Regions from separate parts of the Homo sapiens genome. Here region 2 is linked to region 1. A link is a contact called in ENCODE Hi-C or POLR2A ChIA-PET data. All regions are on one chromosome and are shown on one strand. Each heading gives the region's core, a stretch centred on a gene start or an enhancer-like site at or near the end of the contact. The rest is flanking DNA. Distances are from core to core; before and after follow the strand shown.

Evidence for each region. Hi-C counts contacts between places; a loop is a spot of excess contacts on that map. ChIA-PET counts read pairs that join two places held with the same protein, here RNA polymerase II (POLR2A). Pooled maps may share reads with other maps.
Region 2: a pooled map shows a loop between it and region 1 (6-fold over the local background). The contact joins the promoter of HOOK2 here to the enhancer-like site in region 1. A Hi-C loop is called at or near these places in 8 of 50 pooled maps. POLR2A ChIA-PET finds 5 or more read pairs at or near these places in 15 of 52 experiments (B cell, CD8-positive, alpha-beta T cell, Caco-2 and 11 more).

Annotation. Positions count from the first base shown.
Region 1 is chr19:12,862,459-12,869,002 of GRCh38, forward strand. MAST1 (microtubule associated serine/threonine kinase 1) reads left to right here. Exons shown (of 26, transcript NM_014975.3): 13 at 2,351-2,489; 14 at 2,588-2,720; 15 at 2,858-3,023; 16 at 3,259-3,360; 17 at 3,522-3,644; 18 at 4,195-4,304; 19 at 5,016-5,194; 20 at 5,272-5,519; 21 at 6,185-6,391. Among named protein-coding and RNA genes, the nearest start is that of MIR6794, 13 kb to the left of the region's middle. RefSeq lists enhancers at 2,319-3,107, 3,108-3,895, 5,117-5,411 and a cis regulatory region at 4,693-5,473. Within about 2 kb of position 5,158, at least 5 of the 41 ENCODE cell types and tissues checked have a DNase peak (open chromatin) inside an H3K27ac peak, as active enhancers do.
Region 2 is chr19:12,770,144-12,776,801 of GRCh38, forward strand. It overlaps HOOK2 (hook microtubule tethering protein 2), which reads right to left and starts at 5,409. Exons shown (of 23, transcript NM_013312.3): 1 at 5,262-5,409; 2 at 4,669-4,754; 3 at 4,526-4,598; 4 at 2,851-2,901; 5 at 2,637-2,769; 6 at 2,470-2,537; 7 at 2,047-2,109; 8 at 1,254-1,334; 9 at 1,016-1,176; 10 at 789-929. The coding sequence starts at 5,306. RefSeq lists enhancers at 799-1,299, 1,300-1,800, 4,331-5,011, 5,012-5,690, a cis regulatory region at 5,227-5,868 and a silencer at 5,253-5,472.

The DNA of each region.
Region 1 (6,544 bases), core at 3,908-6,407:
ATGGAGGGTTTTAAGAAGATTTGATATGATCAGATTTATGTTTTAAGAAAATCCATTTGGAGGCCCATTATAGTAGCTTACGACTGTAATCCCAGCACTTACAGTGGGAGACCAAGGCAGGCAGAACACTTGTGGTCAAGAGTCCAAGATCAACCTACCCAGCATGGTGAAACCCTGTTGTTGTTGTTTTTTTCTTTTCCTTTTTTTTTTTTTTTTTGAGACAGAGTTTCGCTCTGGCTAAACTCGTTGCCCAGGCTAGAGTGCAATGACGTGATCTTGGCTCACCGCAACCTCCTCCTCCCGGGTTCAAGCGATTCTCCTGCCTCAGCTTCTTGAGTAGCTGGAATTATAGGTATGCACCACCACACCTGGCTATTTTTGTATTTTTAGTAGAGATGGGGTTTCTCCATGTCAGCCAGGCTGGTCTCGAACTCCCAACCTCAGGTGATGTGCCTGCCTCGGCTTCCCAAAGTGTTGGGATTACAGGCGTGAGCCACTGTGCCCGGCCAATGAAACCCTGTTTCTACTAAAATTACAAAAATTAGCCAGGAGTGGCGGTGCACGCCTATCATCCCAGCTACTCGGGAGGCTGAGGAACAAGAATCTCTTGAACCCGGGGGCGGTGAGTGGGCAGAGGTTGCAGTGAGCCGAGATGGAGCCACTGCACTCTAGCCTGGGTGACAGAGCCAGACTCTGACTCAAAAAAAAAAAAAAAAAAAAAAAGAGAAAAAGAAAAAAATTAAGAAAAGATAATCCATTTGGCTCTTGTGGAGAGAGCAGAATCAGGAGACTAGGAGGTAGATGACTGCTCTAGTCCAGGTTCATTGCAGAGGAGGAGGAGAGAAGGGGGCCAAATCAGTATCTCTATGGTGGGTCTGTGTGCACAATAGATGTGCTCAAATGCAGATTCCTGGGCCCCACCCTCAGAGAGTTTCTGAAACCAGCAAAATCTCGCAGAAAAGAGAACAGAAAAAAGAAAGAAATCATTAGCTTTCTTGGTCATTGGTGATTGAAAAACCAATATTACCTTCAGGAATGGCTGGATGTAGGTGCTCAAACCATTCCATCAGGAAACTCTCCATCTCTTGGCTCTGTACTCCCACATGTGGGCTTCCTTCTAGACAAGCCCTCATGTAGCAAGGTTGCCATCTAGCAGATCTCAGCTTACATTCTATGAGCTTAGCAATTCTTACAGGAAAAGAGTGAAAATTCCAAGGGCTAACTCACTGGAGCAACTTGGGTTACATACTGCCCCGGTTGCTGCACATGGAAGGAAATCTAGCCTTTGTAGGATAAAAAGGAAATAGATATTGAGAAACTGAAATACCAATGCCAATTACAGTAAATCTGGCAGAGGGGCAGAGGCAGTGGCCAACACTTTGGGAAGCTGAGGCAGGAGGATCCTTTGAACCCAAGAGTTGGAGACCAGCTTGGGCAACACAATGAAACTCGTTTCTACAAAAAACTTTTTTTTTTTTTTTTTTGAGACGGAGTCTTGCTCTGTCACCCAGGCTGGACTGCAGTGGTGCGATCTTGGATCTCTGCAACCTCTGCCTCCCAGGTTCAAGCCATTCTTCTGCCTTAGCCTCCCGAGTAGCTGGGATTACAGCCGTCTGCCAACAAGCCAGGCTAACTTTAGTATTCTTTTTTCAGAGATGGGGTTTCACCATGTTGACCAGGCTGGTCTCGAACTCCTGACCTCAAGTGATCCACCCGCCTTGGCTTCCCAAAGTGCTGGGATTTCAGGCGTGAGCTACCATGCCCAGCCTTGAACAATTTTTTAAAAATCAGCTGGGCATGGTGGCTCACATCTGTAGTCCCAGCTACTCAGGAGGCTGAAGCAGGAGGATTGCTTGAGCTGGGAGGTTGAGGATGCAGTGAGCTGTGATCTTGCCACCGCACTCTAGACTGGGCAATGGAGTAAGACCCTGTCTCAAAAAAAAAAAAAAAAAATCTAGTGAAGACCAAGAATCTGCATCTAAGGCTTCCAGCTCCAAGGTTCAGACACCAGGAGATAGAGGGCTGTGCTTCCAGATGCAGTTGATAAGTGGGTAGCCTTTGTTCCCCAACTAAACCTCACCTCTACCAACAACTGCCTGCATGACCCATCCTTTCTTTGAGTCTCCATCCCTTTGTGTATAAGATGAGCTGATGACACCAACTTTGGAGGATGGCTAAGAGGACAAGAAGAACCCAGTAGAGGACCTGGAGGGAGGGAGGCCCCTCTCAGAGCCTCAGTTTCCCTTATCTATAAAACGGGTACAACATAACATGAGAAGTTGGTGCTATGGTGCATGTCCAGAGAGAGGAATGCCTCCCTTTTTATGCGGGCCCATTTCCTGGCCTGCAGGCGGCGACTGTGCCACCCTGCTGAAGAATATTGGAGCGCTGCCCGTAGAGATGGCCCGCATGTACTTTGCTGAGACGGTGCTAGCCCTGGAGTATTTGCACAACTATGGCATCGTGCACCGCGACCTCAAGCCTGACAAGTGAGCTTTGATCTTTCCCATCACTCCCTCTGTCCCTCGGGAGGCCAGGAGGCAGAATGGACGGGCCTCATCCCTGAGATCCCCACCTGTGCCTACAGCCTCCTTATCACCTCCATGGGTCACATCAAGCTCACAGATTTCGGCCTCTCCAAGATGGGGCTCATGAGCCTCACCACCAACTTATATGAAGGCCACATCGAGAAGGACGCCCGAGAGTTCCTGGACAAACAGGTGTGTGTGCGGGCATGGGGGTCGCTGAGGGTGGAGTGACCCTGCAGGACCTCGGGAACCCAGGGCCTGGTGGGGGGCACAGCTCTCCCTTGAGGGCCCTCCTCTGGCTGGGGCGTGGGCTGACAGCCTGCCCCCAGGTGTGTGGGACCCCAGAGTACATCGCGCCCGAGGTCATCCTGCGTCAAGGCTACGGCAAGCCAGTGGACTGGTGGGCTATGGGGATCATCCTCTACGAGTTCCTGGTGGGCTGTGTGCCCTTCTTCGGAGACACACCAGAGGAGCTATTTGGACAGGTCATCAGTGGTACGTGGCTTGGCAGTGTACAGGGGCAGAGTGTGGTGTGCACGGAGAGATGGACAGGCTCAGGGTTCCAGGGATTTCAAAAGCGACCCCCCAGAGGATCGCTTGCACTCAGGAGGTCAAGGCTGCAGTGAGCCATGATCGTGCCACTGCACTCCAGCTGGGTGACACAGTGAGATCCTGTGTCCAAACAACAACAACAACAAAAACCGCCCCTAAGTTCCGTTTTGTTTTGCAGATGACATCCTGTGGCCCGAGGGGGATGAGGCCCTACCTACGGAGGCCCAACTCCTCATATCCAGCCTCCTGCAGACCAACCCTCTGGTCAGGCTTGGGGCAGGTAAGTCCGCCATGCAGAGGAGCTGAGGGCCCACTGATAGAGAGCAGGCCTCCAAAACCCCAGGCCCAGCCTGTGCTGTGGCCCCGGGGCGGAAGACATGGGGGGCGGGGCTGGGCTGCTGGGTTGGCCATCAGCTGTGGCTGGAATCCCTTCCGTCCCAGGCGGCGCTTTTGAGGTGAAGCAGCACAGTTTCTTTCGAGACCTGGACTGGACAGGGCTGCTGAGGCAGAAGGCCGAGTTCATCCCCCACCTAGAGTCGGAAGATGACACTAGCTACTTTGACAGTGAGCTGGGACACCAGGCACGACCTGGGTCGAGGGGTGGGATCCGGGAAGAGGGACCCTGGGGTAAGTAAAGCCTGGGATAGGGCCTGGCTAAGTACCAAGATGTGATGCCTAGGTGCGAAGGTGGTATTTTGGTGGGGGCGGGGCCAAGTGGGGCGGGGCTGACATACAGGCGGGGCTCAGGCTGAAATGTAGGTAAGAACCTGAGATTGGGCTAGGTGTGGGGCCTGGCCTGGGTGAGTTGTGAGTGTGGGCCTGGAACTGAACTAGAGAGAGGTACTAGCGCTCAGAATGGCCTGGGGTGATGCCAGGGTGCAGAGCACTGTAGGTGGAGCGTGGCCTCTTTGGAGGCGGGGCTAGACGGTGCCACTGAGAATGGGGCAAGGACCTTGCCTGGGAGCGGAGCCTAAATTAAATACACTAATGAGGCAGGGGCGTGGCCTGACCTGAAGACTTGTAAACCCGTCTTGAACCAGGACTGGGCTCCTGTGGGGATGTGATATGAGGAGGAACCCCGTACCCTCAGTCACAGCCCATACCCGCTCCCCAGCCCGCTCAGACAGGTATCACCACGTGAACTCCTATGACGAGGATGACACGACGGAGGAGGAGCCCGTGGAAATCCGCCAGTTCTCTTCCTGCTCTCCGCGCTTCAGCAAGGTGGGCCAAGTCTGGGTGTGGGACAGGGCGAGACCCCAGGAGGGATGGGGCTTGGAGAGACAGTGAGAAACAGGTTCCCTGGTGCCCAAGGTCTCAGGAGCGGGAAGTTATTGATGGGGCGGGAGTCTGGAAGGTGGTAAGGCCACGCAAGAGGCAGGTTCGGGAGTCTATGGGACGGGCCTTTGGCACTGAGTGGAATCTAACAGGAATCAGGACAGTTGTGCAGATTGAGGCCATGGTGGGGCGGGGCTAGGTGTGGGTGGGGCGGGGTCAGGACGTGGGAATGAGGCCAGCAGCGAAGGCGGAGTAAAGCCCAGCGAAGTCTTGCTTTTATTTATTTATTTTTATTTTTTCTAATAACGGGCAGAGAAGCCATAGGCCTTGCTTTGAGAAGCAACTTGTAGAGGCGTGCAGGGCCTAGCCTGGGCTAAGGAGACATAAATTAAGGGGGTTGCTGGGAAGATGGGGCTGTGTAGAGAGCAGATTGGTCAGGGCATCGTCGGGGCAGAGCCTAGAATAAAACGCAGTGCCTAACTTTGTGGTGTGGGGCCTGAACTGAAGAATTGTAGGTTGGGGGATCATGCACAATTGGGCGGAGCCAGGCCTCGGAGGGTGGAGTGCGTTTTGCGGGGGATCCACTGCCAGGAAGCTGATTAGCTCCGGAGTGAAAGTGGAACCCGGGCTGGACTTGCCTCCCACCACCACCTACAGGTGTATAGCAGCATGGAGCAGCTGTCGCAGCACGAGCCCAAGACCCCAGTAGCAGCTGCAGGGAGCAGCAAGCGGGAGCCGAGCACCAAGGGCCCCGAGGAGAAGGTGGCCGGCAAGCGGGAGGGGCTGGGCGGCCTGACCCTGCGTGAGAAGACCTGGAGAGGGGGCTCTCCGGAGATGTGAGCAGGGGAATGGCGGAGTTTGGGGGCGGGGTCGAAGGGGGCGTGTCTTCCATAACCACGCCCCCTCCATGCAGCAAGCGATTCTCCGCGTCCGAGGCCAGTTTCCTGGAGGGAGAGGCCAGTCCCCCTTTGGGCGCCCGCCGCCGTTTCTCGGCGCTGCTGGAGCCCAGCCGCTTCAGCGCCCCCCAAGAGGACGAGGATGAGGCCCGGCTGCGCAGGCCTCCCCGGCCCAGCTCCGACCCCGCGGGATCCCTGGATGCACGGGCCCCCAAAGAGGAGACTCAAGGGGAAGGCACCTCCAGCGCCGGGGACTCCGAGGCCAGTGAGTGCCCTATCGTGCTGCCTTCCCCAATCTTCCCCAATGTCCTACTGGTCATATAGTGAGCATCCCACGAGCCTGGTGCTGTTTATGAAAGATCTCAGGTCCTATTCACATTGCAATTTGGGATTTTTTTTTTTTTTTTTTTTTTTGAGACAGAGTCTCACTCCATCACCCAGGATGGAGTGCAGTGGCGTGATCTCGGCTCACTGCAACCTCCACCTCCCAAGTTCAAGTGGTTCTCGCACCTCAGCCTCCCGAGTAGCTGGGATTACAGGCGCGCGCCACTACCCCCGGCTAATTTTTGTATTTTTAGTAGAGACAGGGTTTCTTCATGTTGGCAAGGCTGGTCTCGAACTCCTGACCTCAAGTGATCTGCCTTCCTTGGCCTACCAAAGTGCTGGGGTTACAGTCGTGAGCCACCACACCCAGCCCAATTTGGGATTCTTAACATTAGAAACACCCCAATACCATGGTCAGTCAGTGATACAGACCGATACAGACTATGTCTCTATATGAGGAGCAGTGAGGCATGCAGGTTACCTGCTCAGATGAAACTCACCATCCATCAAGGGTAAAAAGTGGAAAGAGCATTCCAGGCAGGGAAACAGTATGTGGGAAATCCCTGGCCTTGGACTAATTCCTAACACACTTGCTTTCTGTTGCAGCTGACCGTCCACGCCCAGGTGACCTCTGCCCACCCTCGAAGGATGGGGATGCATCAGGCCCAAGGGCTACCAATGACTTGGTTCTGCGCCGGGCGCGGCACCAGCAGATGTCAGGGGATGTGGCAGTAGAGAAGAGGCCTTCTCGAACTGGGGGCAAAGTCATCAAATCAGCCTCAGCCACTGCCTTATCTGTCATGATTCCTGCAGGTAATGCTGGGCCCCACCTGGCAGGGGAGGGGCTGCCCCCCATTTGAGGCAGGACAGACCAATGAAAATGCTGCATTTTCCCTGTCCACCGTGATTGGCTCCAGGCTGGACCAATGAGAGGCTGCTCTGCCACTGCCTTGGGAGGAGGGAGGA
Region 2 (6,658 bases), core at 4,159-6,658, 92 kb before region 1:
GGAGTGGCCCTTGGAGCACAGGGTGTTGTTCAGCCTGAGGCTTTTGGGTTCAAGGTGAAGGGGTCATGAAAGTTGAGGGTTAGGGGTCAATCAGGGCCTGGAGCTGTTGAGAGTCATTACAGCAATGGTTAGCCCAGGGTTATAATCAGGTATCCCCTGGGGTGGAATTGTGGGGACACAGAGGGTGGGGTTATAGGGGGAGTGATGGGGAGCCTAGAGAGGTCTGAGCATCTGCCAAGGATACCTTGGAGTCATTGGGGGAGGTATGGGACAAGAGGACTGCGGGGTCCTTAGAAGTGCAATTGGGGGGTGCACTAGTACCTTCGCATTACAGAGATGCTATAGGGGCCCAGTGGAGCCCTTTGTGGTTACAGAAGGCACAGTAGAGTCAAAAGGGGGTGCAAAGTAATTGCATTGTGGAGTCCTAGAAGGTACCATGGGATCCAGGGGCATTATGAAGCCCAAACTGTGCAGTGGGATCTGCAGAGCATTGTAGGGGAGGTTCTTGTGTTTTGGGGGGCCACAGGGATGCTATGGGGTCTTGGAAGCATACTGTGGGATAAGGGGGGGGCAGTGTGGGGTCCAGGGGATATGGTGGAATTCAGGATAGTGCAATGTGGCCTTGGGCGTTCTGTAGGGCTCAGGGTGGCACTGTGGAGTCCAGGGGGCATATTGGGGGTTCACTGGGCACATGAAAATTACAGAGCTGCTATGGCATCAGAGGGGAACTCTGGAAACAGGTTTACCCCCCGCCCCCCGTGATGGGGACCCAGGAACCCACCACTCACCGTAGTTCATCCATCTCATCCTTCAGGGCCTGTGCCTCCTGGGCCAGGCTAGTCAGCGCCTGGTTCCGGTGCTGCAGCTCCGCAACCTCCCTCTCCAGCTCGGCACAGCGCAGGCGCTCATCCTCCCTGCCACTCTCCAGCCTGGGGGTGTTGGGGGAAGAGCACATGAGGGGGCTGCCCTCCCCCGGTCCCCTGGCTTGCCTGGCCCAGTCCCCAGCTGACCACACCTGAAGTTCTCCTCCTGCAACTGCTCCAGCTGGGATTGCAGCAGCAGCAGCTTCTTGGCAGTGAGACCTGGGGTACCCTCGCCTTCAGGCCGGCCCATCCGCTCCCGCAGCCCTGCATTCTCTTGCGCCAGGCTCTGCTTCTCCTCTGACAGGAGCATCAGCTGCGGGCAGGGCAGAAAGATGAGCTTGGGCTTGGAGAGGGGCTACTCAAGTGACCCTGCCCCACCTAGGGCCCTACCTGCCGCTCCAGATCCAGACAGCGCTGCTGTAATTCGTCCCCCTCCTCAGCCTCCTCACTTAGGAAATAGTACCTGCGGGACTGCAGAGATGAGGGGGAAGAGGAACTCAGGGATTCAGGAGAAGGACGGGGGGAGGGAGGCTGAGATCTCTAGAGGCCAAATGGAGGGGGCCAAGAAACCCTCAGGATTGAAAAGAGGGCTGGCGCCGGGTGCAGTGGCTCGCGCCTATAATCCCAGCACTTTGGGAGGCTGAGGCGGGTGGGTTACCTGAGATCAGGAGTTCCAGACCAGCCTGCCCAACGTGGCGAACCCCTTCTCTACTAAAAACACAAAAATTAGCCGGGTGTGGTGGCGTGTGCCTGTAGTCCTGGCTACTCGGGAGGCTGAGGCAGGAGAATCGCTTGAACCCGGGAGGCGGAGGTTGCAGTGAGCCGAGATCGTGCCACTGCACTCCAGCCTGGGTGACAGAGTGAGACTCCATCTCAAAAAAAAAAAAAAAAAAGAAAAAGAAAAGAAAAGAAAACAGGGCTGGGGTTGGAGACTGAAGGAAGAGCGATTCCAGAACACTGGAGACCTGGTACAGGAAGTGGCTAGCACCCTGGAAGATGGGCGTGGCTTACAGGCTTAAGGACAAGCCCCTCCCCCTTAGGCTACCCTGAGCATCTGTAAGTGGGGTCTGGACCTTTAACAAGGTTAAGTCACAAGGTTAATCACAGCAAACTTATCCCCAACTCCCGGCCTTTGGATTTGCTGATCCCTGTGCCTGGAACACCTTTCCCCCAAATCTCTTACCTGGCTGTCAAAGTTGCCATACGTCTCTGGTGACAGGGAGTCAGGAGTGTCTTTGGTCATGAGCTGAGGAGTGGGAAGGGGCATTGTAATGAACTGGATATCTGAGGCCAGCCTTCAAAGTATCTACTATCCAACCTGAGAACCTCTCCATCCTCCCGTCAAGGCCAGTTCTGCCCAATAACCCCAGCCCAGAGGCTGCCCTCCTGCCTCCAACACAGAGGGAAGCCAGATCCCTTGAGCCTGCTAGATTGCGACTTAGAGCTGGGAGGAGCTGGCAGACACATGAGACAGAGATGTCTGGCCAGCTGAGTTCCAGGCAGAGTCCAGACCTTACCAGGGCAGGACCTGTGCCCAGTTCTCTCTGCCCTAGAGATGTCCCCTCTCCTGACATTTTCCAATTGCACACTGAGTGCCCCCACCCACCTCTTGGATGGCTTCCATCACCACATGCTGAACCGATTCTTCCAGCGTCATGATTCTCTGGATGTGGTCTGGGGATCAAGGTGGGGGAGGCTGAGACCCAGGGGTGAGGTGGGGAGGAAGGAGGATTTCCTCAGGCCAGCCCTGGGGACCCCCTAAGCTCCCCATACCCTGCTTTTTCTCGCAACTGATGGCACAGCCCAGCACCAGCTGAAGCAGCTTGCCGAGCTCTGCCGGGTCTGAGAACTCTCCAATGAGGCTCACATCTGGGAGATGCTCTTCTGACACAGGATGCGCCAGGACCTGGGGAGAAGGGGGTGTCAGGGGCTCATGGGCCCACCCTTCTCCCAACTCAACCCCCTGAATCCCTTTACAGTTACTCACATCCTGGGAGTACTCTACTAGGCTCCGTAAGACCATCTTCAGATTGCTGACCTAGGGAGGAACAAGGAACTGTGGACAAGTTCAGAGGCCTCCCACTCTGAATCTGTAGGTCCCATCCTCTCTCCACCTCACTTCTCCTTCCCTGCTCATCTCATCCTATTCTGTCTGCGTGCGCCTTCCTCTAGGGGTGACCTGTCTGGCTGTCTGCCCCTTTTGTCTGCCTGACCATCTTTGTTTCTTTTTTTTTTTTTTTTTTTTTTTGCTTTAGCTTTTTAAGACAGGGTCTGGCTCTGTCACCCAGGCTGGAGTGCAGTGGTGCAATCTTGGCTCACTGCAGCCTCGACCTCCTGGGGTCAAGCAATCCTCCTATCTCTGCCTCCCAGTAGCTGGGACTACAGGCATATGCCACCACAATCGACTACTTTTTTTTATTTGTAGAGAGGAGGTTTTGCTATGTAGCCCAGGCTGGTCTCAAGCTCCTGAGCTCAAGCAATCCTCCCACCTCAGCCTCTAAAATTGCTGGGATTACAGGCATGAGCCACTGTGCCCGGCCTGCCTGACCATCTTCCTTCATATGTCTCCAGAACCAAGTCACTTCTCACCACCTGCCCCACCATCCTTCAGCCCTACCCATCCATCTTTACCTCTCACCTGGATTAGTGCACCAGCTGCCTCTCCTCTTCCACTTTTGCTGCCTACATTTTATTTCTCTCCATGCAGCCAGGGGGAGCTTTATAAAGCCCAAGCCAGGTTGCATCTTTGCTCTGCTAAAACCCTGCCTTGACTTTCCACAGCACTTAAAAATAGAATCCACACCCCCACCATGGCCTGCCAGGCCCCTGATGACCTCATCTCCTACAAATCTTGCCCTCTTGCTCTGTTCTGCCCTCTCTGCCATTCCTCCATCACACCAAGTTTATTCCCAAATCACGGCCTTTACATCTGCTATTCCCTATGCCTGGAACACCGTTCCCCCAAATTTCACTTGGAGATTAACCCATCTGATGTAATCAGCCACCTATGCCCTCATTGCTCTCTCTCAAAGCCCTGCTTTTTTGTTGTCTTCACAGAACTACTGGCATCAAAAGTTTTTTCTTTTTCTTTTTCTTTTTCTTTTTTTCTTCTTCTTGAGACAAGAGTCTCGCTCTGTTGCCCAGGCTGGAGTGCAATGGCTCAATCTCAGCTCACTGCATCCTCCACCTCCCAGGTTCAAGTGATTCTCATGTCTCAGCCTCCCAAGTAACTGGGATTACAGGTGCACACCACCCCACCCAGCTAATTTTTGTATTTTTAGTAGAGATGGGGTTTCAACTTGTTGGCCAGGCTGGTCTTGAACTCCTGGCCCCAGGTGATCCACCCACTTTAGCCTCTCAAAGTGTTGGGATTACAGGCATGAGCCACTGCGCCCAGCCTGGAAGTTAATTTTTATGGTTGTGTATGTGTTGCTTGTCACTAGAATGATGGCTGTGTGGGGCAGGTTTTTGTCTGTGTTATTCCTTGCTGAATGCCCAGGCCTGGCACAGGGTGAGTACTCCATAGATGAATGGATGAACAAATGGTTGATCACCAGACATCTGTCCCTCTTCCTGCCCATCACCCAGGACATGTGCCTAGCTGGCCCGTCCCTGGTCATCTCTTCACCAGTCTGTCCTCTAATCAGGAGTCCACTTGTCACCTTCAGCTTCCAGTTGGGACCTGGATCTTCCGAGATGCCCTGGAGCCATGCCTCGTTGAACCAGGAGGGGTCTCTGGGGGCGAGAAGGTGGGATGAGCAGACTGGGGGACACTTTTGGGATCCTCCCCTTCAGCTCCACTCACATCTGGTTCAGCACATAGGCTACGGCAAGGCCGCTGCTCAGGTCCTGAGGGCTGGCACAGGGAGACGGAACGTGGAACGTCTGTAACTGAGGGGTAAAGGAAAGGACAAGGAAAGAGTTAGGGCCTGGGAGCGCCGAACCGCTCCCCTTTTGCAGACTTTTCCAGTCAGCGAACCTCACATGGTGGGGCGGGCGCTGCTCCGCCACAGCAGCTCTGCGAGGGACTGGCTTCTGCTCACCTGAGACCGGAGGGGGCGTGGCCTCACCTCACCTCTGCCCAACAAACCCTGCGCGTCCAGGCCAGGGTGGTATCGCGAGTCACCTGGGCCCCACAGGCACCACGTGACCAGGCCAATTCACCTGTGTCCTCGCCCCACGTGAACCAACCACAGAGGGGCGGGGCCTCACCTGTCCTTTCCACGCAGACTTGCCACGTGACGGGGGCGGGTGCTCGGGCCAGAGTCCAACGGTCCAGCAAGTCGACGACCCCGCACCTCCCAGCCCCAGCACCAAGAGACTGACCGAACCAGGGCCAGGGATCCCGGGCAAGAGGAGCGGGCGCTCACCTTCCCCTAGCCCCGCCCCACGACCTACCCAGGTGAGCAGAGACCCGCATAGCTCAGCTTTGTCCACGCTCATGGCTCCCGATCGGATTCAATCCAGGCCACGGAGCCCCGGCGCCGCAGCAGCCTCCGGGTCCGCCACCAGCGAGCGCCCGCAGCCCCGACCTCCCGCTCGGCCTAGAGCGCCGCCCCGCCCCGCCCCCCTAGGCGCAGGCCCCGCCCCGCCCCCAAGCCCAGGCTCCGCCTCGGAACGTAATCTCCTCCCTACGCCCGCTCTTGCCTCCAGCCCCGCCATCTTGGATCCGGGCACCGTTCGGGCGCCCGCCCTGCCGCTAGGGGTCAGCCTGGCCCAGCCTTGTGCATCCGAGGGTGGTCCCACCTCCCATCCTCGCCCTGGCCCTTTTTGGGGTGGGAGGTCCTCAAGATCCTTTTGAGACGGAGGTGCTCCACCCTGTTACACAAGCGCATTCACGTCTTTTCCCTGCAACTTAAGTAAATTCTTTTTTTTTTTTTTTTTTTTTTTGAGACGGAGTCTCGCTGTCGCCCAGGCTGGAGTGCAGTGGCGCAATCTCGGCTCACTGCAGGCTCCGCCCCCTGGGGTTCACGCCATTCTCCTGCCTCAGCCTCCCGAGTAGCTGGGACTACAGGCGCCCGCCACCTCGCCCGGCTAATTTTTTGTATTTTTAGTAGAGACGGGGTTTCACCGTGTTAGCCAGGATGGTCTCGATCTCCTGACCTCGTGATCCGCCCGCCTCGGCCTCCCAAAGTGCTGGGATTACAGGCGTGAGCCACCGCGCCCGGCCTTAAGTAAATTCTTGTGTCTAACCACTTTATAATCGGAGCCGTTGTGCGGGGAGGGGCGAGCCCTGGCACTTTCTATGGACTGGGAGAGGGGATGCTAAAGGGGTTTTCCCGCCGGACGCGGTGGCTCTCGACTGTAATCCCAGTATTTTGGGAGGCCTAGGAGGGAGAATTAATTTGGATAGAAGTTGGAGACCAGCCTCTCTTCAAAAAATTTAAAAATTACCCAGGTAGCGGTGGCTCACGCCTGTAATCCCAGCACTTTGGGAGGCCGAGGCGGGCGGATCACGAGGTCAGGTGTTCGAGACCAGCCTGGCCAACATGGTGAAACCCCGTCTCTACTAAAAATACTAAAAATTAGCTGGGCGTGGTGGCGCACGCCTGATTTCAGCTACTCGGGAGGCTGAGGCAGGAGAATCGCTTGAACCCTGGAGGCGGAGGTTGCAGTCAGCCGAGATCGTACCACTGCACTCCAGGGGGCAACAGTGCAAGACTCCTCAAAAAAAAAAAAAAAAAAATTAGCCAGACATGTTGGCGTGTTTCTGTGGTCCTAGCTCCTAGCTCTACAGAGGCTGAGGTGGGAGGATAGCTTGAGCCCAGGAGGTCGAGACTGCAGTGAGCCGTGAT